Linked DNA regions of Homo sapiens: regions 2, 3 and 4 are each linked to region 1. A link is a contact called in ENCODE Hi-C or POLR2A ChIA-PET data. All regions are on one chromosome and are shown on one strand. The core of a region is the stretch at or near the end of the contact, and the rest is flanking DNA. Distances in the headings are between cores, read along the strand shown.

Region 1 (7,203 bases), core at 2,968-5,467:
TACAGGCATGAGCCACTGTGCCCGGTCAGCAAAAACCTTTTAATATTTAAAAACATTAAAGTTTTCACCTTTAATGGTAAAAACTGCTATTACTTTTGTACCAAACTAATATTTCCCGGTTTTTGAACTGAAAATCCTGTCTTCTTGAAACACTCCCCTCAGTCCGGGCAAACTAGAATGGTTGTTCACCCTGTCTGGTACTGACTCTTGCAGTAGACAAAGATGAGATGATTTACAAGGTGGCATTTAAAGTTTGCAACTCTGCCAGCAGCACTGGGGGCTGGCTTGTCTACACTGTTTCAGGGTGTATAGATTGATAGTAACATCTGCTTTAACCAGTTACACAGCCTCATCTGCCTCTAAAAGATCCCTCTGCAGAGTTGCAAAAGCTCCCTTTCGATCAAGGTAATGTGCACACATTTGGTGGGTCATTCTGAAGACCGAGTTCACGCTGTGCAAATGAGAAAGGACAGCGAGGGTTTGTGCCTAAGTTTTCTAGCCTCTCTTAGGTTGCCTCCATTCTCTTTTCCTGACGTGCTCTATCCCTCACCTTTATTAAAGCTGTAGATGAGTGCACCTGTGGCATACCTTTGAGTCCTTCCAATGATTCCATCCTAGAAGGATCTGCTCTAGCCTGATCACTCACCCCTTCCTTTGCAAACTCCTCAAACACCCTAGAAATAGGGCATTTCTAGCTCTATTGACTTGCTTGTGTTTGGAATCATGCCAGGATCTCTCCTCGCTCTGAACCTTGGCATTACCCTTAGATTCCCAAATGTCTCGTTTGGCCCCTTAAGGCTTATAATGGTGCCCCTCTTCTGTGCTCTCAGAGCTCTTGGTGCTTGTCCTCCACTAGCATTTACCAGCCTGTGCTGGACTTGCCTGCTTTCTGGCTTGAACCCTCCGGGACTGTCTTAATCTGCTTAGGCTGCCATAACAAAGTACCACCGACTGGTGGCTTCAACAACAGAAATGTATTTTCCCACAGCTCTGGAGACTGGAATTCTGAGATCATGGGACTAGCGTGGCTCCATTCCTGGTGAAGACTCTTCCTGGCTTGCAGACAGCTGCCTTCTTGAGGTATCCTCCAGTGCAGTTCCATTGTGTGTGTGTGCAGAGAAAGAGGGCCCTGGTGTCTGCTTCTCTTCTAATATGGTCACCAATCCTATCAATTTAGGATCTCACCCCATAACCCTGTTTAGCTTTACCTCCTAAAACCATAGCTCTAAATATAGTCACATTGGAGGTTAGGGCTTCAGCATATGAATTTGAGAAAGGGGACACAACTCAGCCCATAGCATAGACTGTAAGCTCCCTGAGGGCACGGACTGTGCGGCATTCATCATTGAACTCCCGGTGCAATAATTGGCAATAAACATTTGCCGAGTAAATGAATGAATAAACTGATGAGGATGTCAGAGTCTTGCTGCACTCTTCACAACACCCCTCTGAGGTGAGTGAGACCTCATCCATTCACTGCAACCTTCTTCTGCTTTTTCCTCTCTACAGAGCTGAAGAGACAGAAACTATTTCCCAGCCTGCCTTGCAAACAGGGCTCCACATATGATTTGGAAGCTGCTGATTAGGTGCAGCCATGAGAGAGCTGACTTTGGAACTGAATTAAGTGCGAAGGGAGTGGCAGTAAGGGTCATATATATTTTTGTTGGTGCAGATCTAGTCGGTGTGGAGGGGCCATGGGGGTAAACATTGTCATGGTAGCCCCTGATCTCCATCACAGTTGAGGTGTTACATCACTGGAAGCAAAGGTTGATTCAGAGGTCCTGGGGCTGTGCCACTTCCTGATTCTAGAGTTTTGTGCTTGAGTTAAAAGAGGTGGCTTCCCTGGTGGGTTAGTCCTGCAGTATTGTTTTATGAGTCTTTCCTGCAGGCCTCTTCTCTAGCCTGCTTCTTTGACCCATGTGAAGGTTTTGTGAGCACACTACTCCTATATGAAATCCATTTCTGCTTAAAATAGTTAGAGTGGTTCCTGTGACTGCAAGGGAACCTTGCCTGAAACAGATGGAACTATCAAGCCCATCATACAGATGCATACCTGAAAAAATGAATGGCTACTCAAGGTCATAGAGGTTGTGATGTCTCAGCTGGTGTTTGAACCCAGGTATGACCTCAGTGAAGATGAGGAAGGTTGGTCCACAAAAATGGCATTGTATCTGGACCAAAGTTGAGAACAGGATAAACTGGTAAAGGGAAGACAGAACAGTGTGGGGATGGGAACACTAAGAGAGTAGATGGGCTGGGTTCAGTGACTCACGCCTGTAATTCCAGCCCTTTGGGAGGCCAGAGGATCACTTCAGCCCAGGAGTTTGCGACTAGCCTGGGCAACATAGTGAAACCCCCTTTTTATTTAAAAAAATAAAAAGGAGGAGAGAGGTGGAGCAAGATGGCAGAATAGAAGGCTCCACCCATCATCCACCCAGCAAGGCACCAATTTAACAACTATCTCCACACACATAAAAAAACACCTTTGTTAGAGCCCAGAATCAGGTGAGCACTCACAGTACCTGGTTTAAAAAACAAAAAAATTAGCTGGGTGTGGTGGTGCGCACTTGTGGTCTCAGCTGCTTGGGAGGCTGACATGGGAGGATCCCTTGAGCCCAGGAGTTTGAGGTTAGAGTGAGCTGTGGTCGTGCCTTTGCATTCCAGCCTGGGCAACAACGAGAGACCCTGTTTCAAAACCAAAAGGGAGAATGGATTACCACAGGGGCTCGACATGATCAAGTCAGTTTAGTAGGAACGACATGTGAGGCATGGCCCGGTCACAGGCATGAAGGTTCAGAATATAGCCTGGAGTACACATGTATCCCTCTGGGCCAGGCAGAGGCTTCACATCTTGGTGAAAGGCCTGGTCGCACTTTCTCTGGGTTTCAGATGGACTGTTAATGCAAAGTTGTTTTTGTGTTTTTGCAAATCCCAGGAGCTGGTGGATGGGGATGGTGTGACCCTGTTGGAACCTGCTGGCTGGCAGCCCTCCTTCAGAGAGACACCGTTTGGAAATTACCAGAGGCCTAGAGCACCAACCCCTCCCCAGACCTTGGAAGAATTCACCATGATCCCCTGGTAGGTTCAAGTCCACAGAGGATGGATTCTGAAGGGGAACATGCAAACCCATCAGCACCAACCCAGAGCTGTTGTAATAAGTCATCACTCCTGGGGCAGGGAGACTTGACTCTTCCCCTGATGATTAGGAGTTTTGTTGTCTTTTGATGTTCCCAGGCCAGATGCCACAGTTAAATTAGCAAAAGAACTCAAATAACCCTGAATAGAAGAAAGAGGAGACTCTCGTTATGATGCACCAATGATTGGTAAAGGTGACTTCCCACAGTGCTGTTTTGTTACAGGGCAATTTGCCAGGGTTGTTGAGGCCACCATGTTACTCCCAGCACTACAGTGAGATATATATATGTACTTACTGGAAGATCTGCAATAGTGTAAGATGTACTATTGCCTCTTTGAGCTTTTGGACAGATGTGTGGCTTTAAGAACTGTTGTGCACCCTGCGCCAGACAGCCAACTCATCGGAGACCCCGAGGAAACAGTCAGTCAATTGGTAAAGGTGACCATACATATCCTTATTCCCATGGGAATTCAGGTGCTTGGTTTATCAGAGTAGATTGTCACTAAAAATGTCCAAACTCTCTGATCATCTTTTTTTTTCACCCTCACCACCCCCATGTTGATTTCAGACTTCTAGTCTCTGGAACTGCAAGATAATAAATTTCTGTTTTTTAAAAAAATTGTGGCAAAATATATATAATATTTATCATTTTAACCATTTGTAAGCATCCAATCCGGTGGCATTAAATACATTCCCAGTGTTGTGTAACCATCATCACTATCTGTACCTAAAATATTTTCCCCCATTGTTAACTCTGTACTCATTAAACAACAGCTCTGCCTCTCCACCCCGCCAACCCCTGCCCCTAGTAACTTCTATTCTACTTTCTATCTCTATGAATTTGACTATTCTAGGTCCCTCATATAAGTGCAGTTACAAGACATTTGTCTTTCTGTGCCTGGCTTATTTCACTTAGCACAATATTTTCAAAGCTCATCCATGCTGCAGCATGTATCAGAATTTCATTCCTCTTGATGGCTAAACAATGTTCCATCGCATGTGCATACTACATTTTGTTATCCATTTAACTGTTAATGGACACTGGGGTTGTTTTTACCTTTTGGCTATCGTGAATAATGTTGTCACAGACGTTGGTGTGAAAATACTGGTTTGAGTTTCACTTTCAGTTCTTTTGGATATATACTCAGAATTAGAGTTGCTGAGTCATAGGATAATTCTATGTTTAATTTTTTGACGAACCACCAAACTTTTCTACAGCAGTTGCACTGTTTAATATTCTATTTTATTTTTCTTTTCTTAAGCAAAAAAGGGAATATGTTGGGCTCATGTAACAGAAAAGTTTGGGGTGGAACCAATATAGCTTGCTTCAGGAGTCTCTTAATCTCTCTGATCTCTCTCCATCTCGTCCCTGCCCCCTCCCACTGCATGCCTTTCTCAGGCTCCACGTGGTGACGAGATGGTTGCAGCAGCTCACACAACCTGTTCTATTCAAGTTCATGTCCATTGACTCTGTGAGATCATTGGAGAAACTTTAGGGTTCTGGCTTACTAGAAGGGTGACTAGATTCTGGATGGCAAAGAGGACAGTTGTCCCCTACACCTTTCCCACTCCTTTAAATTTCCCCCACCTCAGGACAGCTTCAGCCTCTCCAGCCCAGCTCCATGTCCATAAACCTTCTGGTGTTCAGGAACTCAACTTCTCCATCACTTTTAATTCTTCCTTCTTGCTTGAACTGCACATCCAATCAGTTCCACTGCCCTGCCAATTCTTGCTTTGAAAATAGTTTTTCCTCTGAGTCACTTCCATGGAAAGCATTCATGATTCAGGTCCGCGTAAAGTGGTTACTACAAGTGCCTCAGATGCTGGCAGTGATAATGCATCCTGGGAGGTCTACACTGGTAAAATCGTCACCTAACAGGGGGACGGGCTGTCTGTAGAAGTCTCTAAGATGGGTTGGTCCCTTTGAGGCTGGAAATTAAAAAAAAATAAAATTTAAAAAAAAGTTTTCCTGTATTAGGCTGACTTGTCCCAGAGGCAGCAACAGGCACAGCCCAGACCCAGGAAAGGTCCTAATAATGTTATCTAATGTGCTCTGAAGACTCTCCCAGCACTCCCTCAACATAGAAAAAAAAATTTCCTTTGTTTTATGAAATGAGTTTGTAGGTTCCTCTTCTCTGTAACTAGTGACTTCAAGTATTCTGTTTTCTCTAAGAAGTACAACAAAGGTCATAAGAAGCTTGAGTAGGCCCAAACTACAGCTGCCTGGGCACCATAGTAAAGGTTATAGGATAAGCCCATGCCCAGGCAAAACTAGATAACGGACATCTGGGTTGCTTGGCAACGGTCATGTGCAATCCTGTCTTTGTCCTGCCTCAGTATCCCTGCTTTCATGCCACTGTAAGCTTACTTCAAGCTAGCCCACCCCCTTTTGTAAAGTGTGTATAAAAGTCAGGTGCTGTCTTTGTTCTGGGCCCAGTCTTTTGGACGTTGAGTCAGCTGGGCCCGAGTACACTCAGTAAAAACTCTCCTGTTTCAACCTGAGGTCTCTCTCGTCCTCCTGAATCCTGCACCACCTTCTCCAGATTAATGTAAGCTTGGTCTTAGGAAGTCTCAGTGGACCTACTGAACTTAGGAGAAACCTGTGGCTTAGGCAATATTTAGAACAGCTGAAGAAAGATCAAGGGAACAGCATGGAGTCTAGAATTTTTTTAAAAAGGGAGAAGGTCAGAAAGTGTTGGACACAGCATCTCAGCACCCAGGGCCATTGAGGCTGGCACTGTGTTTTCTGACTTCTCTCATAATCGATGATAAATGCCTCTTTGTACCCCTAGTCCATGTTTTCCAAGAAACCTACTGATTATGAATTGACTTCCCAGATACCTGGATGGCAGAAAAGCAGTGCCTTGGGTGGTAGCCTAGAGTGCCCCGGGATCTGTTACAAAAGTCCATTGCTCAGATCATTAGTAGAGAGGAAAAGGCACCTTGAAGGGCTTGAGAGCAGGTGCAGGGCTCACAGTAAAGCATGGTCCCCACCCACAAGGCAAAGCTTCAGGATGTGAACCCAGACTCATCAGTCACCCACCTGCTGCCTAGTCATGTGTGATGCCTTTGGGGCAGGCTTCCTTCCCTTAATGTGCAGATTCAAGTCCCCACCTGCCTTTGGTCATGTTGTGATTCCTCACAATGTCCAAAGGTCTCAAATCTTTGGCTTGAATGGGCTCACTTCAAAGACCTACAGAGCTGAGCTTGGTATTGAAGCCACAGAATCAAAAGTTTTTGTATCTCAGTTGCAAGACCTGTGAGGCAGAGGTGGTCACTAGAGCCACAGCACGCTAGTGGAACACCAGCCCTGGGACTTTCTCTGTTCTCGCTCACTCCCTCACTTTTCACTTTCTTTAGCCATGGCTGGCTGACAGTGCGTGCAACTTCCAGTCCCTAGGGAACCAAGAAGGAGTGCTCAAACCTACAGCCTCCTGGGTTGGTTCCCAGCTAGGAGAGAGCACCAGCGGCAAGTCCTGCCTGGCTCTGGGTGCTGGGTGCCACCATCACATGTGCCATGGGTGATGGGTGTGGTTGGCTGTGAATGGAAATGCACGTGGTGGAATGATCCCAGGACTCAGCCCTATAGCAGAGACCAGTCTGCACACTTCCTGCCCATGGTGTGGCTGAATGATAGGGAGACAACCACAGTGACCACAGGAATGACTATTACGCCTGGCAATTTATTCAGATATCAGTGAGAGCATTGGATGTCTCTCTAGATGCACGTTAGAGGGTTCAGGCCTATTTTAGTTTATTTTTGAGACTGGGTCCAGTTATGTTGCCCAGGCTGGTCTTGAACTTTTGGGCTCAAGAGATCCTCAGCCTCCTGAGCTGGGATTACATGTGTGCACCACCGCATCTGGCTGGGTTTTTTGTCACAAAAATTGTAGCAAAAGAATTGTACCTATGTTCATTTATTTTACCTTCCAAGTCCTTTTTCCATTACCATTTATGATCTTATAAAATGCCCCCTAGTGAACAAGCCTGGCTGCTAATTTATACCCTTTCCTCTGAAGAGCCCCTCTACGGTAGAAGAGTATTAATGACACTTGCAGGGAAGCATG
Region 2 (7,203 bases), core at 2,613-5,112, 620 kb before region 1:
GGTCACCAGTGACTCTTTTGTTGCCAAATGCAATGGCCAGTTCTGAGTCCTTGGTTTACCCAAACTTCAGCAGCATTTCACCCAAATGATTACTCCCTTTTTGAAAAACTGTCTCCACTTGCTGTCTTCAGTGTGAGAAATAGACAATAACCAATATTAATACCTTTATAACATAATGTGAACTCCATTATGGTGAGGGCTTTATTTCATTTACAGCTATATTCCTAGCATCCAGAATGGTGCCTGTTACATATAAGGCATGCAGTATATTTGTTGAATGGATGAATCTGGATCAGAGGTGAGCAAAGTGCAGATCACAGACCAAATCTGGCCCATTGCCTGTTTTGTATATAAAGTTTTATTGGAACACAGCTATCCTCATGCATTTGTGGATTGTACAAGGCTGCTTTCACACATCGGCAGAGTTGAATAGCTGTGACAGTGACTGTGTGACCTGCAAGGGCAAACATATCTACTATCTGGCCTTTTACAGCAAAACTTTGCTGACCCCTGATTTAGATAACTACTTCAACTTCCACTACATGCTGTGTGGGCAAGACCCTGACCCCACATGACCAATGAGAGAAAGTTCACATGGAAGAAACACAGCTGCCTCTTTCACCAGGAGCATTCTCAGGATTTGTCCATGGCCAAGGGCTGAGAAGGACTCTCTATGTAAATATAATAAAAGGGTATGGGGTGAAGATGGAAGCAAAAAAACAATTAATCCGTATTAATAAGAAAAACATTCCTGTGCAACCATTTTATATCATGCACTTTGCATATATGTTTCACTGAATGCTCCTATAATCCAGTGAGGCAGGCACTGTCATTTCCATTTTGCAGATGAGGAAATGAAAGCAAATGCAAGTTAAATGTTTTGCTGAAGGTCACAGAGCTACAGAATATCAGAAAAGGGGTAGCTGATGCCAGTACCAGGAATAGACCCTTGGGGCAGGGAGCAGCTGTGATAACCACAAGCACACACAGGGTTGTGATGACATGCAAGTGCTGTTCCCAGTCTGCCCATCTGTCTTGGGAAATCAAGGCCTAGGAAGATGGACTGACTTGCCCAAGGCCACCTGGCCGTGGTAAACGGCACAGCAGGACTTGATCTCACAGTCTGGCTTTAGACTCAGTTCCTCACTACTCTCCTGTAATGCATGACAGGTCCTTGATGAATAGCCGTTAAGCAAATAAACGAATTTGAAGGCAAATTTGTGGAATCCCAGCCAGTGCCTCTGCCTCCACCCTGCAGAGGCCACCCTTCTAAGGTTCAGAGGGCTCAGCAGCATCTGCTTAGAGTAGAGCTGGCAAGAAGGGGGAGGTGTTGTCGTAGAAATTACTAGAACATTTCAGGATTTATTCATTCTCTGTCTACATTTTTGTCTCTCTTGGGGCAGTGCCCATTTCCCTGGGGAAACTATCATTTCAATAACTGGTGATAACATCTGTCTTTAAACTTGTGAACCACTTGTAGAGATGTATTTCAGAAGGGAACTAAGGCTTCCGGTTTTAGGGCAGTTTCTTCCAAAATCATTGAAGTTGCTTTCTTACTCAATCCTGGCTACAGGTTTGAATTGTGCAACAAAATGTATCCCCCAACAGACTACTGTACAAATTATGCCCTCCATTGGGAGGTGAATTTTTTTCCCCTGTCAAAGTTACTTAACTTAAAAAAATTGGGATTTGATGTATTTCTCTTTCAAAATCAGATAAAGCCATCAATTTTATGTACATTTGGCCAGCTCTCAAGAGTGGGACAGGGGTATTCTAGAGAGGAAGCATTCTCTGCTCAGTAAGGCATGTTTTCGATTTTCTGGTTGTGGGGTAAAATTAATGATATCTTTCCTTCTGTATTAATCAACTCAGATTGCCGTAAGAAGATACTATAGATTGTGTGGCTAAACCAACAGACATGCATTTTTCACAGTTCTGGAGGCAGGAAGGTGAAGGTGCCAGCTGATTGGCTTCCAAGTAAGGCCTCTCTTCCTGACTTGCAGATGGCCGCCTTCTCGCTGTGTCCTCACATGGCCTTTCCTTAGTTTGTGCATATAGCAGGGCTGGGGTGGGAGTTGGGAGTGAGGGAGAGAGAGAGGAATTTCTCTTCCTCCTCTTATAAGGCAACCAATTCTATTGGGTTAGGGCCCCACCCTTCTGACCTCATTTAACCTTAATTATCTCCTAAATGCCCTATCTCCAGATACAATCTCACTGTGGGGATTGAGGCTTCAACATATAAATTTTGAGGACAACACAATTCAATCCCTCTCCTGGGACCCTGAGAACCATCCCATGTGACCTGATACTGTGAAAGTTTGCAAGCTGACTGCAAATATTGTTCAATCTGGTTTTGAGACCATGATTAACATGCTTCCATGTAGGAAGATCCCAAACTCTATTCTTTAGTTTCAAGTCCTTGCACACATGAGGAAAAAATTGTGTGCATTGTGCAGCAGTTAGTAGTTTTTCTGAATATTCCATACAGTAATAATAGCTTTGCTTAAAAGGTACCAGACACCCTACTACACCTTTTGTATCTCTAAGCATTTTGTATTATCTTTTAATCCTTTTCACAACCTTGTGACAGATGAAACAGTTATTATTATTCCCAGTTTATGGATGAAGAAACTCAGGTTTAGATAAGCTAGGTAACTTGCTCAAGAGAACACAACTAGGAAATGACTCAATTCAGGTTTGAACCCAGCACTGTGTAATTCCAAGGTATTCTCCTAACCACACTCCGTGTCTCCCAGTTGTTGATGAAACGTATACTTCCAAATACTTCATTCCACAATCATCAGGAATGATGGTTCAGCTTAATGCTTTAAAATTAACCTCTGGCTGAGAAGAAGTTAATTCAGTTTGGTTTAGTTCTTGCTTTTATTCAGATTTATCTTATCCATGTATTTTGGTTAGTAACCATTGAGGCAAAGGGATATTGCTCTGAAAAGCCACTCCTAACTTAAAACATTTTGCTTTTATTAGAATGTCAAAAAGGTTTTTGGTAAAAGACACTTCTAAAAAAAATCAGTGGAGAATGGTAATGGTGCCATTTCCCATTCTGTAATTTATTTTAATGACTGTCTTCTCTCATCTGTGTCGAGAGTGTCCTAAGGCAATTTTATGGGTTTTTTTAATTAAAAATTTTGCTCACTTTTCAGAAACCAAAAGAGAAAACTATCACAGAAAATGTTTTTCTCTTCTGTTTGTTCTGTGTTTCAAGTACTATGTTTCTATCATGATTAAAGTCATTTTTTTTTTGTCAAAGAAGTCCAGCTGTTTGAACCATCTGAACCGGAAGAGTGGAAAGGAATTGAGGTGTTTCTCCCTCCTTCTAGAAAGTTAAGGGTAGCAGAATTTGAACACCACAAGCCTCAGAGAGAAGTGACAGAGGTGAGGACAGATGACCTAATTGGTTATTCCTAGTTATTAGAATTAGGCGGCTTATCTCTTTTTTCCTAAATGTTTATACCTATGGGAGAATTTTCCAGCTTCCTGGGAACACAATTTTTTTTCTTTCTCGAGAGAGATAAGTGTGTTTACTCTCTGCAGTATCTATTCAACTGCAAGGAAGTATTGCAGGGCAGAAGCAAGCTCTTCAATACAAAGCAGCTCATTTCAAAGCATCCAGGCTTACTTTTGTTGTCTGTGCCTATTCATCCTATAAACTGCTCTTCATCAAAATAGTTAACTCTCCCCTGTTCTGCCCCCATCCACTCTTGAGAATGAGGGGATGGCAGGAAACCATCAATACAAAAATCTATGTGGCAACAACAACCATTTGGCCTGTTGAGAGGTGCTTATGCAGAAAGAAACACAAGAAAACAAAGAGGAAGTGTGTGAACTTCTGACCCTCTTTGCCACATGCCATTTGGTGGGTGGGTGGCATGAGCAAGCATCCTGCAGTGGGTGTTTTTATGGGACCAAGTGACAAAGAGCCAAACAGGGTGAGAACTCATGAGTAGCAAGTGGAAAACTACCAAGAGCTGTCCCATCACTCCTGCAACAAACTTCACCTCGCTCAAGGGAGGGTAGCTGAGGCTCCCTTCTCCAAATCCTGCAAGACACAGGCACTCTGATGGGGCCAGCTCTTCACTGCATGGGAGGGCTTTTGTTGAACAGTGAGTTTCTGTGCCCCGCTCCCTTTTTGGCCCCTTTTGCCCAAGTGGAGTGACACTTTATCAATTGGGGGGGCAGGCAACGAATAGAGGATATTAATGATTGCTAACGGACCCCCATCTGCTGTTCCGCCTGCAGCTTTTATGAAACCCACATTTTAAAATTAACACATGGAAAAGACAGTCTTAGCTCAAAAGTGTCAGCTAGGAAAGGAATTCAATTGATCCCCACTCTGTAGTTGTCTGAGTGGATCTGCTAAATGTGGACTTGCAGGAGGGCAAGAATTGTTCTGAAAACTGATATGAGAACACAGGCCAGCCTGTGCAGTGGCTACATCAAGGAATTCCAGAAGGTTTTACCTTTGGATTTAAATGTTGGCTTTAGCATTTGGTGGAAGTTTTCTGGGGAGATGAGAATATGATAACTCAGGGAGGAACAGTAAAAATTGGCTGAGGACGGCTAATGCCCTGGGGTTAGTGGTTTGCGTTTTCTTAGAACATGCAGGAAGGCAGGGGGCTTTTCTAGAAAGCACTCTGGGTCTGAAGATGTGAGAGCTGTGATTGAGCTGGGTTTAGCCTTTATTGTGACACTCTGGGCAAGAAACTTAACTTTTCTGAGTGTCTGTTAAAAGGTGACAATAAGACCCACATCTCTCAAACGAGACAGTGGGTGAGAAAGTGATTTGTAACACAGGACATTACAATAAATACTACATAAATTTTTTGTATAATAAAACTTGTAAATAATGTAGGCTGTCAATGCATCCGTTTGTTCAAGGAACATATATCTACAAGGAGCTGTTGATATACAATAAATAACAGACTCAGTCTCTGTCCTCACAAAGTTTACAGTTGACACTCACACGCAAACACAAAAGTCCTTTAAAGTGCGGTAAGTGCTATGATGGGTAAATAAAGGCTTCATAGAAGTTTATAAAGATGACGCCTACCCTGGTCTTGGGAAATTTCCAGGAGGCTTCCAGGAGGGAGTAATGTTCAAGCCAGGCTTAAATGCCATCTCCTCGGTGAGGACTCTCATGTACTGCTTAGTTAAAAACTTAACCCCTTACCCTCCTGTTTTATTTTTCTTTAAAGCACTAGCGCTATCTGATGCACTCCCTGTATTCACTTGCTGATAGTTTGTGTCTGTCTCTCTTAACCAAAGTGGAAGCTCATGAAGTGAGATATTTTTCTGTTTTGTTTTCTACCGCATCCTCTGCGCCTAGGATAGGTTATGACACATAGCAGGCACTCAAGATATGTTTGTGGAATAAATGAATATAAAATGTAAGTGTGATTTGGGCAGCCAGGAGAGCTGGAAATAATATTCCAGGAGCAGAAAACCATAAGCAAAGACCAGGAGGCCAAGTGTAGGTGGCTTGGTTTGGCTGGAGTATTAACATGTGAGGGTGGAATATGGAGAGATCAGACTGGGGAAGTAGGTAAGGCCAGATGGTGAAGGGTCTTGTAAGCCAAGTTCAAGGGCTTGGACCTTATTCTGAGGGTTGTAAGGACAGTTGAAGTATTTAATATGGAAGTGATAAGATCTGAGTTTCCACACAGCTTGGGACAGGGAGACCATGGGGAAGCTTCTTTCCTAGTCGAGGAGCAAGACAATGATGACCTGAACTAGGACTATGGCAATGGGGAGAGGGATTAGAAGGGATTGGAAGGGACAGGCCCTGACAGTTGATTGGCAGTGGGGAATGAAGGTGAGGGAAGCTCAGTGATCGGGTGGAGGCAATTCAAGTGACCTCATGGGTGGTGGTCCATTCATGGACATGGGGAAGACAGCAGCAGAAGCAAGTTTGGGATGAAGATGATGAGTTTTCAGTGTGGAACTTTTAGCTGAGTATGTTTTGTGAGCGTTTCTGTGTGAGTCAGTCTAGAAATGGCAACTGAAGCCATAGATGTTTGGAATTTTCCAGCTAAGAGAGAAAAGGAGTAGGCTTAGGAAAAGCCCCAGAAGACACTAATGGCAGAAGGATGGACAGAAGGAGAGAAGCCCAAGAAGGAATGTGGGAAAAAGATTTCGAGGGGGTCTAAGGAGGACCAGGAATAGATGGTATCGCAAGGAGAGAAGGGCTTGCCAGGTCAAGTTAGATATAAAAGTGTTATGGGTTTAAAATGTGTCCCCCAAAACGAAATGTGGAAGTTCTAATCTCTGGTACCTGTGACCTCATTTAGAGGTCATGAATTTGCAGATATAATCAAGTAAAGATGAGGTCATGCTAGATTAGGGTGGGCCCTAATCTTATAAAAAGAGGGAAATTTGGACACGGAGACACAAGCAAGGCAATGTGAAGACAGAGGCAGAGTTTGGCATGATGCCACCATAACCCGAGGAAAGCCAAGGAAGGAGGGCAACCACCAGGACTAGGAAGAGGCAGGGAAGTCTCCCTCCCGAGAGCCTTCAGAGGGAGCGTGGCCTTGTCAACACCATGATTTTAGACTTCTGGCCCCCAAACTGTGAGACAATATGTTTCTGCTGTTTCAAGCTACCTGGTTTGTGGTAATCTGTTATAGCAGTCCTACAAAACTAATACAGGAAGGGAAAGTATCCACAGATGTAGCAACAAGGAAGTCATAAGAAACCGTGGTAAAACTAGCTTCAGTCTAGCAGTGAGGGAGACTCAGACTGGAGAGGGTGGTAAAGCTAATGACAGGGGGAGAAATGGAGACCAGGTCTAAGCAAGTCTCCCCAAGCCTGGCTACGCAGGGAGAGAGAGAAGTCTACAGTAGCTAGAAGATGTCAATGAAATCTATCGAACGATCTACCAAATGATCTATCTATCTATCATCTATCTATCTATCTATCTATCTATCTATCTATCTATCTATCTATCATCTATCTATCTTGAGATTTTTTTTTTTTTTTTGAGACAGAGTCTCACTCTGTTTCCCAGGCTGGAGTGCAGTGGTGTGATGTCAGCTCACTGCAACCTTCTCCACCTCCCGGGTTCAAGCAATTCTCATGCCTCAGCCTCGTGAGTAGCTGGGAATTACAGGCACACACCACCTTGCCCAGCTAATTTTTTGTATTTTAGTAGAGACGGGGTTTCACCATGTTGCCCAGGCTGGT
Region 3 (7,203 bases), core at 2,280-4,779, 580 kb after region 1:
TCACAGTATGCATTGTGGTCTGAAAAACATCAAGCCAAGATTTCACATTCTGGTGCCAGATTGGTGGTGGTTCCTGGTAACTGGCAGAAGTAAATGCAAATCTTCTCAAGAGTAAGGCTCCTTCAATTCAGGTTTCAAAGAAAGGCCAAAAATTCATGAATTAAAGAAAAATCATAGAATACATAAGTGAACAAAGTACCACGAGTGAGAGTCTGCAGAAACAACACCCAGCAGATCAAAACCAGAGCATAACAGATACTGAAATTATTAGATAAACATATACAATAAATGTATTTAATAGGTTTTTAAAAAGAAGATGAAAGGGTTGACTTGAAAACATGAGAAAGGAAAAAGAGAGTGTAAAAATGATGAGTCAGATTTGAAAAAGCAATATATTTATCCTCTAGGAATAAATCTATAATATATACAATTTGAAATTCAGTGCAGATATTAAAGACAGATTAGACGCAACTGGAAGGGAAATCATGAAATGCAAGCTAACCTTATGAAATGATCCTGAATGCAGTACAGAGTGACAAAAGAGGAAACAATAAAAGGAAGGTTGAAAATGTACATACAGTGAAAAGGTATAACACACATTCAGTCAGACTTGTGGAAAGTGATCATTGGAAAGACACAATAAAGAGAATAGGGAAAGCAAAAATACGGAAGAGGTGATGGTGGAGAATTCTCTTGAGTTGATGAAACCTACGAATCCTCAGATTTGGGAACTTCAATGAATCACAATGAATCTAGAAATCTACCCTAGATTTTTCAAAACAGCTGACCACCAAAGATAAACATGACCATCTGAAAAGTAGCCAGAGAGAAAAGCTATATAGCCTAAAAGGAGCCACAGTTCAGCAGGCAATTGATGCCTTCACAGGGGCAGCAGGAGCTAAAATGCAGTGCAATCAAGCCATACAAAAGAATGAAATCATGCCCTTTGCAGGGGCATGGATTAAGCTGGAAGCCATCATCCTCAGCAAACTAACACAGGAACAGAAAACCAAACACTGCATGTTCTCACTCATTAAGTGGGAGTTGAACAATGAGAAGACATGGACACAGGGAGGGGAACAACACACACTGGGGCCTGTTGGGAGGCAGGGTGGGGGCAAGGGGAGGGAGAGCATTAGGACAAATACCTAATGCATGAGGGGCCTAAAGTCTAGATGACGGGTTGATAGGGGCAGCAAACCACTATGGCACATGTATACCTATGTAACAAACCTGCACTTTCTGCACATGTATCCCAGAACTTAAAGTAAAATAATAAAAAAAAATGCAGTACAATCACATCTTCAGAGGGCTGAGAGAAAGTTGCCATCAAACTGCAAACTGACTCAAGGAAGAGAAATGTGTTCAAAAACAGCATGGGGTAGATTGGAATGTCCCAGCTCTAATCTAAGAGACATGTGTTTCTGTAGGGATGACAGACTCTGCCTCAACACATTTTGAATTATCCAGAACACTGATATTTGCAGATACATTTTGGTTCTGTAATAATGAATAAAGGCAAATTGTTCATTCAAGAGGTATTTGTTGAATAACTTTCATTTTATAGCATTGTGGAAATGTCTTTCAGCAAAATAAACATATTTTCACACAAGCAACAGCAAGAGAATCTATTACCAGCAGGTCCTCACTAATAGAACTTCTTTAGGATGTATGTTCAAAGGAAAGGAAGATGGCCCCAGAATCCAGATACAGATAAAGGATTGATGAGCAAAGAAAACACGTGGATCTCACAAATATAATGTGAAGCAAAAATGGCACTGACAGATTATTCGTTCATCAGAGAACCACGTATAAAAAGTTCAAATACTCAAACATATCTTGACTGGGGGCACATACATAGGAGGAAACCTATAAGGAAAACCAGGCAATAAATACACGAATTTCAGATCATGTTCACCTGTTGAAGGAGAAAGCAGAGAGTGTCACTGCATTTTTATGTTCTTCTGGAGCATACTCATAGATCTACCATGGACCAAGAACCACTGTGCCTGTATGACTGGCTATAGGACAAGAACAATTGCAATGAGGTGCTTGTCTTCAAGGAGCTTACTACAGTCTAGTGGGAGAGGAAAGCCATGACTCTATAGCTCAGGACATGCTGATAGCATAAATGCACACAAATCCACCCATACTTTACTTTGATATCCCTTTCTGGTTGACCCTCAACCTGAGTGCCAGACTCCCTTCAATACCCAAACATACCATATGTATCAGATGAATGAATGAATGAGTAGAGGAGTGCTTATTTTATATTCTGTATATCTTGCATATAAATCATAGGCACACATATTGTTTGGTGTATTTGAAACATTTAATAGCATAAAATATTTAAATAATCTTTCAGAATCCACCTTGAGAGTTGCGGATAATAATATATTTTGAACAGAAATTTCAAAATGTGCCTCAGTCTAATATGTATTTGTCCCTGCAAAAAGCTGGGAAGGTAAGAATGGAAGTGGAAAAGGATAAAACATGTCAATTTAGAGAAGACTTTTCCCTATCTGGCATCCCTTGAAATCAACAGTTAGATAATAGATAAACTACATGGGGAAATTTTGTACCATTTGAGGGTGTAATCTGCCACATTATTTCATGAGAAAGTTTGGTCATGTGGTCTTTGGTCATGTGGTCTTTTTTTTTTCTTTCCTTCTTTGCAGTGACCTACAGGAAGCTCAAAGCTGTGTGTTCAGCTGCTCTGGCTTTCTTCATGGTGGGGCTTAGCATTGATTCCCTCTCCTGATGGCTCCCTATGGCACTCCAAGGCTGAGACATATTTGAGGCTGGTATGTTTGGGTATGGAAGGGAGTCTGGCACTCGGGTGGAGGGTAAGCCTGAAAGGGATATTAAAGTAAAGGATGGGTACAGTTATCTGTATTTAGGCTATCAGCATGTCCTGAGCTTTACTGCCATGGCTTTTCCCTCCCACTGGACTGTAAGCTCCTTGAAGACAAGGGCCTCATTGCAATTGTTCTTCATCCTGTAGCTGGTCATGCAGGCACAGTGGTGCATGGTGTGTGGTAGATCTATAAATACATATCAAATGAATGAATGACATACCATGGACAGCTCTCTTCCTATCCTATTGCTAGAGCACATGGGCTCGCAGGCAGGTGAGTGAACACAAACATGTGTGCACCCCACACACACACACACGTACAAACTCACACATCCATCATTTACATGCAGAAGTTACATTATACTTTCATGCCACCATCTGAGAATTCCAAAGAGAATATCAGGTGAAATACGTTAAATTACTTTTGCACATGCTACAGGTCATGAGAGTATGAGTTCATGAGAAAGGAGACACTGAAACTGAATTAGCAACAGAGAGCAGAGGTTGTGCTGAAGGGAAAGCAATGTTAATGCCAGGAAGGAGTCTGGTGTTGTACGTGGGAAATTTGGGATAAACTGCATGGATTTTACAGCCTTCCAGGGAGGCAGAGTGCTGGAGTAGGTTCAGAAAGCATTTCTGAAAACCTCTTTCTTCTAGTCACCCTGCCTAATTTCCTCTGACTCTGTCCTCCCCTGGCTGCATTTCCTGTTTCTGGTTAGAACTCTGACCTAAGTTTCTTTATTTCGGAACTAAGCAGAATTACTTGTTTCAGTGAATACATTTGTGGACCACAGCAATGGGGAGAAAGGAGCCTGAGAAAAGTGTTCCTCCGGCCCTTGAGGTCAAAGACCTGTAGGAAGTGGTATGGCAATGACCTTCAGTGACAGCAAGCCCGTGATGTGACTTCAGCAAAGTGGGATGGGCCATTTTCACTCACTGAGCTTGTCAGATGACCTTTTCTTGATTCACCATTACCTGGAGAGTTTATCCAACTGCTGGGACACAGGAGATGTGAAGAAATGGGTATACTGGTTTGAAGGATAAATTTGCCTTCTAGCTGAACAGAAATCTGAGAGCTGCTGAATCACCTGCAAAATTATATCTTGTTCTGTAGTTTGTTTCCTAAGTTTCCTGGGATTTGATTAGTCAGGAAAAGACCACACCACTAGCAGGGGAAGTCCAGGAACAAGGGAGCCAATGAGTTCTGTGTCCTACTTAAATGAACCTTGAAGGTATCCAGGAGAATCCTTCCTTCTAGCTATGGAAAGATGGGAGATGGGGCAAAGTGATGCCCAGTCATGGCCAAGAAAGATCTGATGTTTCTACAAACAGCTCTCCCTTTCTTGCATATCTACCTAAACTGGAGACCCTTTTATCTTCTGCCAGCCTGCTTCAAGGCTTTTTTTTTTTTTTTTTTTTTTTTGGTGGAAATAAGTTAGGTGGGTGGGAAAGGAAGAAATGCAAAGTTGTGTCTGCCTGTGATTAATCTTCTCCAGAACACACCTGGGTCTTAGAATCACAGAGGCTTTGGATCGGAGGGGGCTGAGCCGAGCAAATTGTTCGGGAGTGGGTAGAAGGATAAGAGGTCAGGTGGGTAGATGGAGAGGGCCTCATGGAGGGACTTCCCCATAAATGCAGCTCCTGCATCCACAGTCCTTTCAAATGTGCTGTGCTTCACTAAGATCAAATGCATGGGAACTGGGCAGTTTTCCAACTTGTCCTTAATTGTACTCTTGCTAGCATGGCTTTATTAGTGGGTTCTAAGTGTTGTGAATGCCAAGAAAATCGGACATCATAGAATAAAGGCTATATTTTACAACCAAATATTAAGCATACCTTTCATGTATTACTGTTTCCCAGTGGACTGCAACATTTTTACATCTATTATTACATTTATCCTCACTACCTCCGTATGAATTATGCAGGGACTTATGCTCATTTTTCACATAACTAAACTGCAAATCAGAGAGGTTAAGTAATTTGCTCCAGGTCACACAGCTACTAAGTGAAAGAATCAGGACAAGTATTCAGATCTTCTTTTTACACTAGCAGTTTGGTTCTGTCCATCCACTACTGATGGAGATTTAACTATGATACGGTTACAAGAAAACAAATAATTTCCTCATTGACAATTTTTCCTGAAGGGCTCTCTTCCCAATACAATTCCCTTCTCAATACAGTTGACCAGTATTTAAATGAGTCAATATCCCCGAAAGTTGAAAATATCAGAAATTCTGGATTGTTAAAAAAAAAATACGTCTTCTGGATAATTCTCGGGAAATGCTGTAGAAAGAGATCTGTTTTTGTCATACTCTCTGGGACAGTCGGTTCAAGTCTCTGCTTTCTTTAGGGCCAGTCCATCCATTAGAGAAGCAAATCAAGTTCTAGAGAGGGTGGTACATTGTCCAAACTTATGAAAGACTCTACTCAAAGGTGGACATGGAACTGTGACCCAGAAACCGTGAGTCCTGTCACCCCTTCTTGCGAATGTGATGTAGGCTGGGTCCTTTTGGAAGCCAAATGCTTCCAAGAACTCGTTGGCTTTATTTATTAAAGAAGTTCTGGGCTGGGCACAGTGGCTCACGCCTGTAATCCCAGCACTTTAGGAAACTAAGGGCGGGGGGGGGGGCGGATCACAAGGTGAGAAGTTCAAGACCAGCCTGACCAACATGGCAAAACCCTGTCTCTACTAAAAATACAAAAATCAGCCAGGCATGGTGGTGTGCACCTATAATCTCAGCTACTCAGGAGGCTGAGGCAGGAGAATCACTTGAACCCGGGAGGTGGAGGTTGCAGTGAACTGGGATTGAGCCACTGCACTCCAGCCTGGGAGACAGAGCGAGACTCTGTCTCTAAAAAAAAAAAAAAAAAAAAAAAAAAAAGAAAGAAAAAAAAGGAAAGTTCTGGCCTGGGGCTCAGGTGTGATGTTTTCACAAAAGAAATACATAATCTACAAGCCCAGGAAGTCACATTCGCCCTCCTTTATGTACCCTCCATGAAAATGAGAGCTTGTCTGATTGGACCAGCTCATTGCCATTTAGGGGAGTCTGAAAGACGAGCACACCTGGGTGGTGATGGCTATGGAAGTTTATGCTTCTAAAATTAAGGATCAGTAAGTAAACGCCCTTTAAATGCAGTCTATCTGTGCGATGGTTCTGAAGTATTATAAAATTCTGATGCCTCATTTCATGTCAGTCTTGGGAAAATGTTCTCTCGTATATTATTGTTTGGTGTGCAAACAATTAAATATATTGGAAGGCAAAATTAAGCAATTTCCATAAAACCTTAAATATGCCTATCTTTTGAGCCAGGAATTCCTTCTTTAAGAATTTATAAGCACAGAGAGGTCCACTCAAGGATGCTTATTTTAGTAGCGTTTATAACAGTCAACAATTAATATTCAAGTAACAACTTGTATGTCAATCAGTGGGCAATGGGATGGATAAATTGCTGTCCAGTTACGTAGTAGAATATTTTTTGGTTAATAAAGAAAAAGAGATAGAACTTCTAGTACTACTATGAAGTTGTCTCTACCATACGTAAGGCAGAAAGAGCAAATTACAGGATAACTTGTATGTTATATTTTTATTTTGTGGAAAAGAGAAAAACGTGCATACACCTTTAAGACTTCACGTGCATGGATAATGGACTAGAAGGAGATATATGAAGTTTTGAACACTTGTCAGCTCTTTGGGGAGAGAATGGGAAGAGGACATGTTTGTCTTTTTTCCTCTTATACGCAGTCTAGTATTTTTCAGTTGTTTTGTATTGCGCAAGTACTACTTTCATCACTTGAAATATCAATACATATTTAAGGAAGAAATAGCCAACATGTATGTTGGGCTTGCTGTATGCGACGCAGAATGCTAAATATCTTACATGCATGATCTCACAGGTTACTCACAGTGGCTCTGAGGGGCAGGTGGTAGTATCAGCCCATCTTACAAAAGAGAAAAGTAAGAATCAGAAAGACTAAATAACTTGCCCCAGGTTACACAGCTAGTGAAGGCAGAATGGTCTCCGGAGAAGAGGACTCATGCACTTAACCCCTGGCTCTGCTGCTCTTCAAGGCGGTGGCCTGCACCCAGCCATCTATGAGGGGCCATTAAAGATTCTGAGTGTGGGGCCAGCAGATGGGATTTGCTCCAGTGAGGAGGGGCTGGAGCTCTTTCTAAGTGACATGGTATTACACTATGCTGAGTGGATTTTGTCCCCAGCTGCTGCTCTGGGGGTGATTCTTTGCATGGGCCTGCAATTCAGCGATGAGAAAACTAAGAAAAAGGTTCCCCTGAGTCTCTCTGGACTTTCACTTAGGGGGAAAAGTAATCCGTACAAAATAATGACTT
Region 4 (7,203 bases), core at 3,418-5,917, 550 kb after region 1:
TCTGAATTAAAGGAGCAACCTTTTGCTGAGAGTGTTAGCCAGGAGTTGCCGTCAATGTGAACTTAGACCCATCCTGCCTTTGTGACTGCAGGCCAATGCTTAGGGGCAAGACAGCCATTTTGAAGCCACCAAAGGCTCTAAGGATGCTAGAAGGTGCAGAATTGTGCACACTTCACATGTGGCTACCAGCACCAGAATGGGTGAATGGCAGGGCCATGTAAATGCGAGTGTAGAATACACCAGGAATTAACCTCCTCCCTCAGTCTTTTCATGCTCCAGCTACCGGTGAAAGCCACATATAGAACTTCTAAATCTGATGCATTGTAATGCACATATCATCAATTAGATATCCCACTTAGAGTCAGGAAACTGGATAGGTCATTCTGGCCAGGATGACAGTGTTGTCTACTTGGAATCACACAACCTGTAAATAACCAGGAAGTTCAAAGAAATCAGACTAATTTTCTGGGAAGTATGACAACAACTAACATTTAATGAACACTTCCCATGTGCAAAGTGCTTTGTATGCATTATCTCCTTTGATCCTCACATCAGCCGGATGAGGTGGCTTTTATAATGCTCATTTTTTACAGGTGAGGGAACCAAGGCTTAGGAAGATTAAGTAACTTGATAAAGATCACACACTTAATAAGTGGTAGAGTCTAGATTTCATCCAAGGCAGTCTGATTTCAGAAATTCCTACTTTTAACCATTGTGTAGTCCAATCCTAACTGATGTTTGTAATCTTGAACCTGGGATATTGTAAGAGTCAGAAGTGCCTTTGGAATCACAAACATTATGCTCCACGTGGCCTTTATGTTAGATTCATTTTGTTAAACCCTAACTCAGGGATCAACACATTTTTTCTATAAAGGACCAAATAGTGAATCTTTTAAATTTTGTGGCTAAAAGCAGCTCTGTTGCATATTCTTTGTTATTTTTACAATGCTTTTTTTCTTTTTGAGATGGAGTCTTACTCTGTTGCCCAGGCTGGAGTGCACTGGCGTGCCCTCAACTCACTGCAACCTCCACTTCCCAGGTTCAAGTGATTCTCCTGCCTTAGCCTCTTGAGTAGCTGGGATTACAGGCACCACTACCACTCCCAGCTAATTTTTATATTTGAGAAGAGACAGGGTTTCACCATGTTGGCCAGGCTGGTCTCAAACTCCTGACCTCAGTTAATCTGCCTGCCTCAGCCTCCCAAAGTGCTGGAATTACAGGCGTGAGCCGCTGCGCCAGGCCCTACAATGCTTTAATAAAGGAAAAACTATGCTTATCCCATGATACCATATAAAAAAAAAGATATGGGCCAGATTTGTTCCCCAAGTCACCATTTGCCAACCTTTGGTAATTCATCAAAGCTTGATGCACTGGGTATGACATATGTGTAACCTCTCTGCCAATTATGTGATTAATCAGAATATGCCATTTACAACTATTCTGACACAGTGGTGATTTACTAAAACTAGAAGGTGAGTTTGGGTTCGTCTCTCTATAACTTCATAAATTGGTGATCTTGAGTAACCTCAATGTGGAGTCAGAGTCACATGAGGACATCTCAAATGTCTCCTTGCAGCAAGGCAGTGACCTATTCAGCCCCTGTTGTACTCCTGAAGGTGGCATCAAGTGACACTTTGTAGTATGCATGTCATTGCTCTTGACGATTTCAATTAAAAATGCCAGTGAGTTTTACTGAAATTGAAAGACTATTTACAAGCCTCCTCTTTCTCAAAAGACATCAAAACCACAGCAAAGAGTGTTGGATCCAAGATAATTTACAGAGTAATAAAGGCCCACAGAGGATGCCTTGAGTTTTTGACGTCGTGTTGTTGGAAGTCGGATCAGGAAGGGTGAAGATCCACATTACTAAGCCAGCGTGTCTATAGAACTGTGTACCAGGCACAGTGCTAAGCTTTACACATATTAATAGTTAATACAACCACTTCAGAAAGGAGGTAACAGTTTTACCCCCACTTTTCAGATGGGAAAGCCAAGGCAGAGAAAGCTAGAGGACTCATTTGAGTTTCCCCAGTGAGTAAATGATAGGTGGAAGACTGGGACCCCGGTAGATCGGCTTGAGTCCACGACCATGGCCACTATGCTGCACTGTGCTTCCATGGCCAGAAAATGGCTAGGCCTATGGAGGAAAATAACCACTGTGTGAAGAACAATATTTAATTTCTGAATGAAGTACATTAAATTAAAAGATTGATGTTATTCAAGGCAACTAGGGGATACTGGGTTCTAATTCTGCTTTTACCAATCAGCTAATTGGTCACTATGGCCAATTAGTCAAATGGAGTGTTGCGTTTGTCAGTTTTCATGTAAAAGAGAAGTGTTAGTATTTAACATAATCTTTTGTGTTAGTATGTTAAATGTTTTTAAATCATTTTGAGACCCCCTTTTCCAAGGAGTCAGTCATATGCATGCAGCCTGCCACACTCTGAGTACCAAGGCCCATGGCCTCAGGGAAAACTCTAAGCCCGGGTATTTAGTTTCATTCATTCATTCTTCAGGAGAGCAATATCTTCTCATCTGCATAATCAAAGGGTCAGACTGCATATCTCTAAGGTGTCTTCCAGTAATTATATTTTTTTTGTTTGATGACTACAAAAGGATTTACTCATTGAGGGAAGTCTTTACTTGCTGAAAAATGTCTTTACTCACTAACGAAACTTTGATTAAATAAAGCTCTAAAGATATCTATTGACTGTAGCTCTTTGCAGCATAAAGTATTTTTTCATTGACTACAAGATAAAATGTCCTTAATATTAGATCAGCATTAATAACAATCTAGCATAATAATAACCATGTAACCCTACTTTGCAAAAGACTCAGCCCTTTAGAAGGGAAAATGAATAAACTTAACTCATTCTTCTTCGAGGGCCGAGATAAAAATCTCAAGCTATCCTAGCATTAGGAGATATACCTAATGTAAATGATGAGTTAATGGGTGCAGCACACCAACATGGCACGTGTATACATACGTAACAAACCTGCACGTTGTGCACATGTACCCTAGAACTTAAAGTATAATAAAAAAAGAAAAAAAAAGAGAAAAAAAGAAATATTTTTAAAACTGTAAACTGTTAAAAAAAAAAAGAAGATGTGAACTATAAAACACACACACACACACACACACACACACAAACAAAAAAAAATCTCAAGTTATCCTTTAGATAGTCCAATCTGCTTTAAACTTTGGCCCGAGTTATTTTCACGAACATCCTCTGTTTCCAATGGAGTAGATACCATATAAGACAGAACACTACAAATCACTTTGTGTAAACTCACCAAAGAAAGGGTGGGGGGGGGGAGAAAAATCAGCACAGAGTCTGCTCTTAATTAAAACCAGCTGATGATGTACAGCGATTTGTCTGGAGCACCCTGGCTGCGCTGGTTCCCTGACAGCTGAACATTCTTTCCTGCCTGTACTGTTTGAACTATGTCCAATGGTGAAATCGTTAAACCTTTGATAACTGTAGTTTAAATGCGAGAAGGGAGCGGGGGAGCTTTCTGTTTTAAGCAAGAAAGAGAGATGAGTGTTGTATTACACAAATTAACAGTTAAAAAGTTAGTACTTATTAGATCATTTTCACTGGCTTTTGGTAGAATGCCTCTGGACATTTTCAGATTACCTATTGACACTTTTTCACGGCACAAATGTCAAAAATCTCACTTCCTCTCTTCTTCCCTAGGGGATTCTTGCTGTAGTTAGAAGGGAAATAGTATGAACCACCTGGTCTTACTCAAAGAAGCCTTGGGGATAGGTTAATTTCACAGTTGAAAGCTCCATGTGGGGGATACATTTACATATTTACTAATACAGAAAGGGCTACCAAAAGAAAAAAATCATGTGACTTCAGGAGAACTGCTCACAAACACACAAAACACTCTGTTTCATCCTTGAGTTTGACAGATGCTTGATAGGGAACAAAGAATAACCAAGCTGTTCATCTCCAAATACCAAAGTAACTTTAAAATGAATTGCTGTTCACAGTTTCTGGAAGACAAATCGGCATTACGAGGATGTAAATAATAACCTGTCTGTGTGTTCATACACACCCTAAACGTTTAAAAGATATTTTTAGGTATAAAATATTTCAAAAACACAATACCCTTTCTAAAACAGCCATCATGATATATCTGTATTATAGGAAAGTGCAGATATATACAGATAGTACGTAGTTATATTCATAGAAACATAGATGACAGATGGGTAGATAGGTAGATAGATTAATACTTAGTGTTTCAAATTATACTTGGAGCAATTTTTTTTTTTTTGAGACAGAGTCTCATTCCATCACCCAGGCTGAAGTGCAGTGGCACGATCTCAGCTCGTTGCAACTCGTGCCTCAGCCTCCCAAGTAGCTGTAATTATAGGTGCGAGTCACAGCACACTGCCCAAATTTCCTTTTTAAACTTTGGTTTCAGCATAGCCCTGTCTACTACTTGGAGGTGATTTTGGTGTTTGGATATGTTAATACATTTTTGCCAACCATGGTAGCCATGGGGTCTGGCACAATGCTGTAACCCCATTCTTTCAATAGAACGAATGCCCCTTAGGCTGTAAGTGTGGCCCCTGTTTCCTTTGAAGGGCTTTTAGAAATAGACAGAGTGTCTTTTCCCTGGGACTCTGGACTCCTGGGGCAAAGCTTTTTAAGACAGGTGTGAAAATTATCCTGGTTGATTCAGAAATGAGTCATTGTCTCCTGGCTGCTGCTACTGATCTCAAGCTAGCAAAGGTCAAATGAAGTTCTGGTTCACATAAAGACATTCTATGCTGAGTTTTAAGCATCACTGGGGAGTCTTCCAATTCATTTGATTTGGGAGAGCTCAACAACATTGCTGATGTAGTTATCTTTGTCCAGTTAAACTTTTGCCAGACAACCATGGGACTTCTGGCCCACAGGAAGGTAAGGGAAGATAGAAATTAGATTAAAAGACACCCAAGTCCAAACACAATTTCACCAGACAGGTAAATATCTTAATGCCAATTAGTTTTGACAAATATGAGACATATTTGGCTTTGTTCTATCTAGGGGTACTTTTTCATTTAATCAATCTCTCAATTAAAATTCTTTAGCATTGCTTATTTAGAGTCAAATAAATAAATATATCTGTCTGGGTATAATTCATTTAAATTAGAGCACAATGTTTGCTCTATTTGCCTTACATATTGTCATTCAGGAAACATAAGTACTCATGAAATTTTGATTTCTATTAGTTAAACTGTATAAGCATGAAGGAGTTAGTAGGGTGGTAAGCCATGTGGGTTGTCTACACTCAACGCTTTTCTACCTCCACACATCTCCTTGCTCAGAAAGCTCCCCTCCACCAGCGTCCCAAAATATCAGAGAGTAGATGTATCAGCCCCCATGCAGCTGGGCTATGAGTATTGGCTGTGGACTGGGACCTGAAGGCAGGCATCTCGAGCACTTTGGAAAAGGTTTTCTTCTCTAATTACAAAGCCCTGCCTGGAAGGACGTGTCTCCCTTCTCCGGCCAGCTGTTGCTGTGCCTACAAGTGACCTCCGTAACAATTAATTCTATCTTGTGACCTGAGGATTCTGTGCAGAACAAGAGACACAGCACAGATTTTTGATGACATCAACAAGCCATCAAATTGACCCTCTACTCACTTACCTCTGAGCTTCAATTTCTTCATCCTTAAAATGGAAAGAATAAAAGCATTTGCTTTAGGTTTTTTGATTTTTGGGGGATGTGAGAATTAAATAAAATAATGCAAATAAATCCACTTGATATTATGCCAAGGACATAAGACATGCTTGTTTTTAGCTTCTATCATTATTTTTATTACCACTTACAACTACATGATACTATGTTTTCAGAGAAATTGAAATAGTTCCTAAAAGCCTTCATATGTTCAACAAAGATCATAATGTAAGCAGGAGTAAAATATCTGTCAGTCAGTACATTTCTTACATAATCAATGCTTTTCCAGAATAATGTTTTTAAAAAACATTTTGAGGAGTAATTCTGAGAGAGACACCTGGATAGCTTATGAAACTGTTTAGTTCTCTCACATAGGATCTGCCAAATTGCTGACTTCTGCAAAAAACATTAAGAATTTAAAATTATGAATATGGAATAATAGTTTTTAAATGATAGACAAATATTTCCATATTTTATCAGCTCCTGGATTATACTGCAGTTTCACACCTGCACTATTTTAATAGGCTACCTTGTGGCCCAATGGTTTTAATATGTATTCAACCCTAAATAATCACTCATTAATCTTATATGACAACCAGATAGTAATATTTATTAATGTGCTATTGTCAATAGCAGACTTTATGCTACTTATAGTATCTGCATTTTTCCCCATAGTAAAGTTTCCTACACCCTAAACAGCTCATCTCAAAACAATGACAACCAGATATTCTTAACTTCATGAAAAATTTTATGAAATACATGTTTGTACCAAAAAGCAGTTTTAAATCCTCTCTTGAAAATAATTGGCAGAAAATTACTTAATGGAATATCATAATTTATTTTATAAATATAAATAAATGTGAGCTTGCCTAGATCACTTTGGCTTAAATACAAATATATCCATTGTTTTTAAAAAGTGTCTGTTGTAATTATTAAACCTGCTAAGGAGAGGGCAAGATACCTGTAGACTGTTAACACATCTGATGATGAAGCCAATGATAAGGATTTTAGGGGTAAAATACGACTTCAGTTTGGTTGAGTGGTTTGTTTTCTCTTTGAGCATTATACCTCCTCCCTGAAGCCCCTTCAGATCATTTTTCTAGGTCTTAGGCACCTGAGGTGGGATTAAGTACTCTCTTCACTTCCCATACAGGCTTCCAAATCATTATCCTCTATGCCCTCTAAATATCATTGCTCCACTGAGGTTAATTCTCTACATATCATCTTTTCCACTTGTTTCAATTGTCTGCTGTCTTCCAAGCCAATCCTATACATTTATCAAAAAATCTAGCCTCTGAGACAAAGTTTTCTCTCCACCCAAATTCCACTGATCCACCATAATCTCCAGTGACTTTGGAGTTCAGATGGATGACCCCTCTAATGTCTTCCTTTGTCCATCTTAACTTCCACATCTCCAGTGGCCTTCATCTCTGCTCCATTTCAGGTACTTCCTCTTAAGGTTAAATCCTGGAATTTTTCCATCCTTGAATTCTCAAATACAAATGTTCCACTTTCTGATAAAAAATTT

Evidence for each region. Hi-C counts contacts between places; a loop is a spot of excess contacts on that map. ChIA-PET counts read pairs that join two places held with the same protein, here RNA polymerase II (POLR2A). Pooled maps may share reads with other maps.
Region 2: a map with no recorded cell type shows a loop between it and region 1 (18-fold over the local background). The contact joins two enhancer-like sites. A Hi-C loop is called at or near these places in 8 of 37 single-sample maps with no recorded cell type and 5 of 50 pooled maps.
Region 3: a map with no recorded cell type shows a loop between it and region 1 (7-fold over the local background). The contact joins two enhancer-like sites. A Hi-C loop is called at or near these places in 4 of 37 single-sample maps with no recorded cell type and 2 of 50 pooled maps. POLR2A ChIA-PET finds 5 or more read pairs at or near these places in 1 of 52 experiments (Caco-2).
Region 4: a loop to region 1 is called in a map with no recorded cell type, with 11 times the contacts of the local background. The contact joins two enhancer-like sites. A Hi-C loop is called at or near these places in 2 of 37 single-sample maps with no recorded cell type and 2 of 50 pooled maps.

What each region holds. Positions count from the first base shown.
Region 1 is chr21:34,636,139-34,643,341 of GRCh38, forward strand. No RefSeq gene overlaps it. Among named protein-coding and RNA genes, the nearest start is that of RCAN1, 25 kb to the left of the region's middle. RefSeq lists enhancers at 4,121-4,320, 4,351-4,460, 6,189-6,238, 6,249-6,298, 6,559-6,678. Within about 2 kb of position 4,218, at least 2 of the 41 ENCODE cell types and tissues checked have a DNase peak (open chromatin) inside an H3K27ac peak, as active enhancers do.
Region 2 is chr21:34,019,214-34,026,416 of GRCh38, forward strand. All of the region lies in intron 2 of LOC105372790 (a long non-coding RNA gene), which reads left to right. Among named protein-coding and RNA genes, the nearest start is that of MRPS6, 51 kb to the right of the region's middle. RefSeq lists an enhancer at 1,268-1,447. Within about 2 kb of position 3,863, at least 7 of the 41 ENCODE cell types and tissues checked have a DNase peak (open chromatin) inside an H3K27ac peak, as active enhancers do.
Region 3 is chr21:35,219,127-35,226,329 of GRCh38, forward strand. The region is part of intron 1 of LOC124905015 (a long non-coding RNA gene); the gene reads right to left. Among named protein-coding and RNA genes, the nearest start is that of RUNX1, 170 kb to the left of the region's middle. Within about 2 kb of position 3,530, at least 3 of the 41 ENCODE cell types and tissues checked have a DNase peak (open chromatin) inside an H3K27ac peak, as active enhancers do.
Region 4 is chr21:35,185,889-35,193,091 of GRCh38, forward strand. No RefSeq gene overlaps it. Among named protein-coding and RNA genes, the nearest start is that of RUNX1, 140 kb to the left of the region's middle. Within about 2 kb of position 4,668, at least 4 of the 41 ENCODE cell types and tissues checked have a DNase peak (open chromatin) inside an H3K27ac peak, as active enhancers do.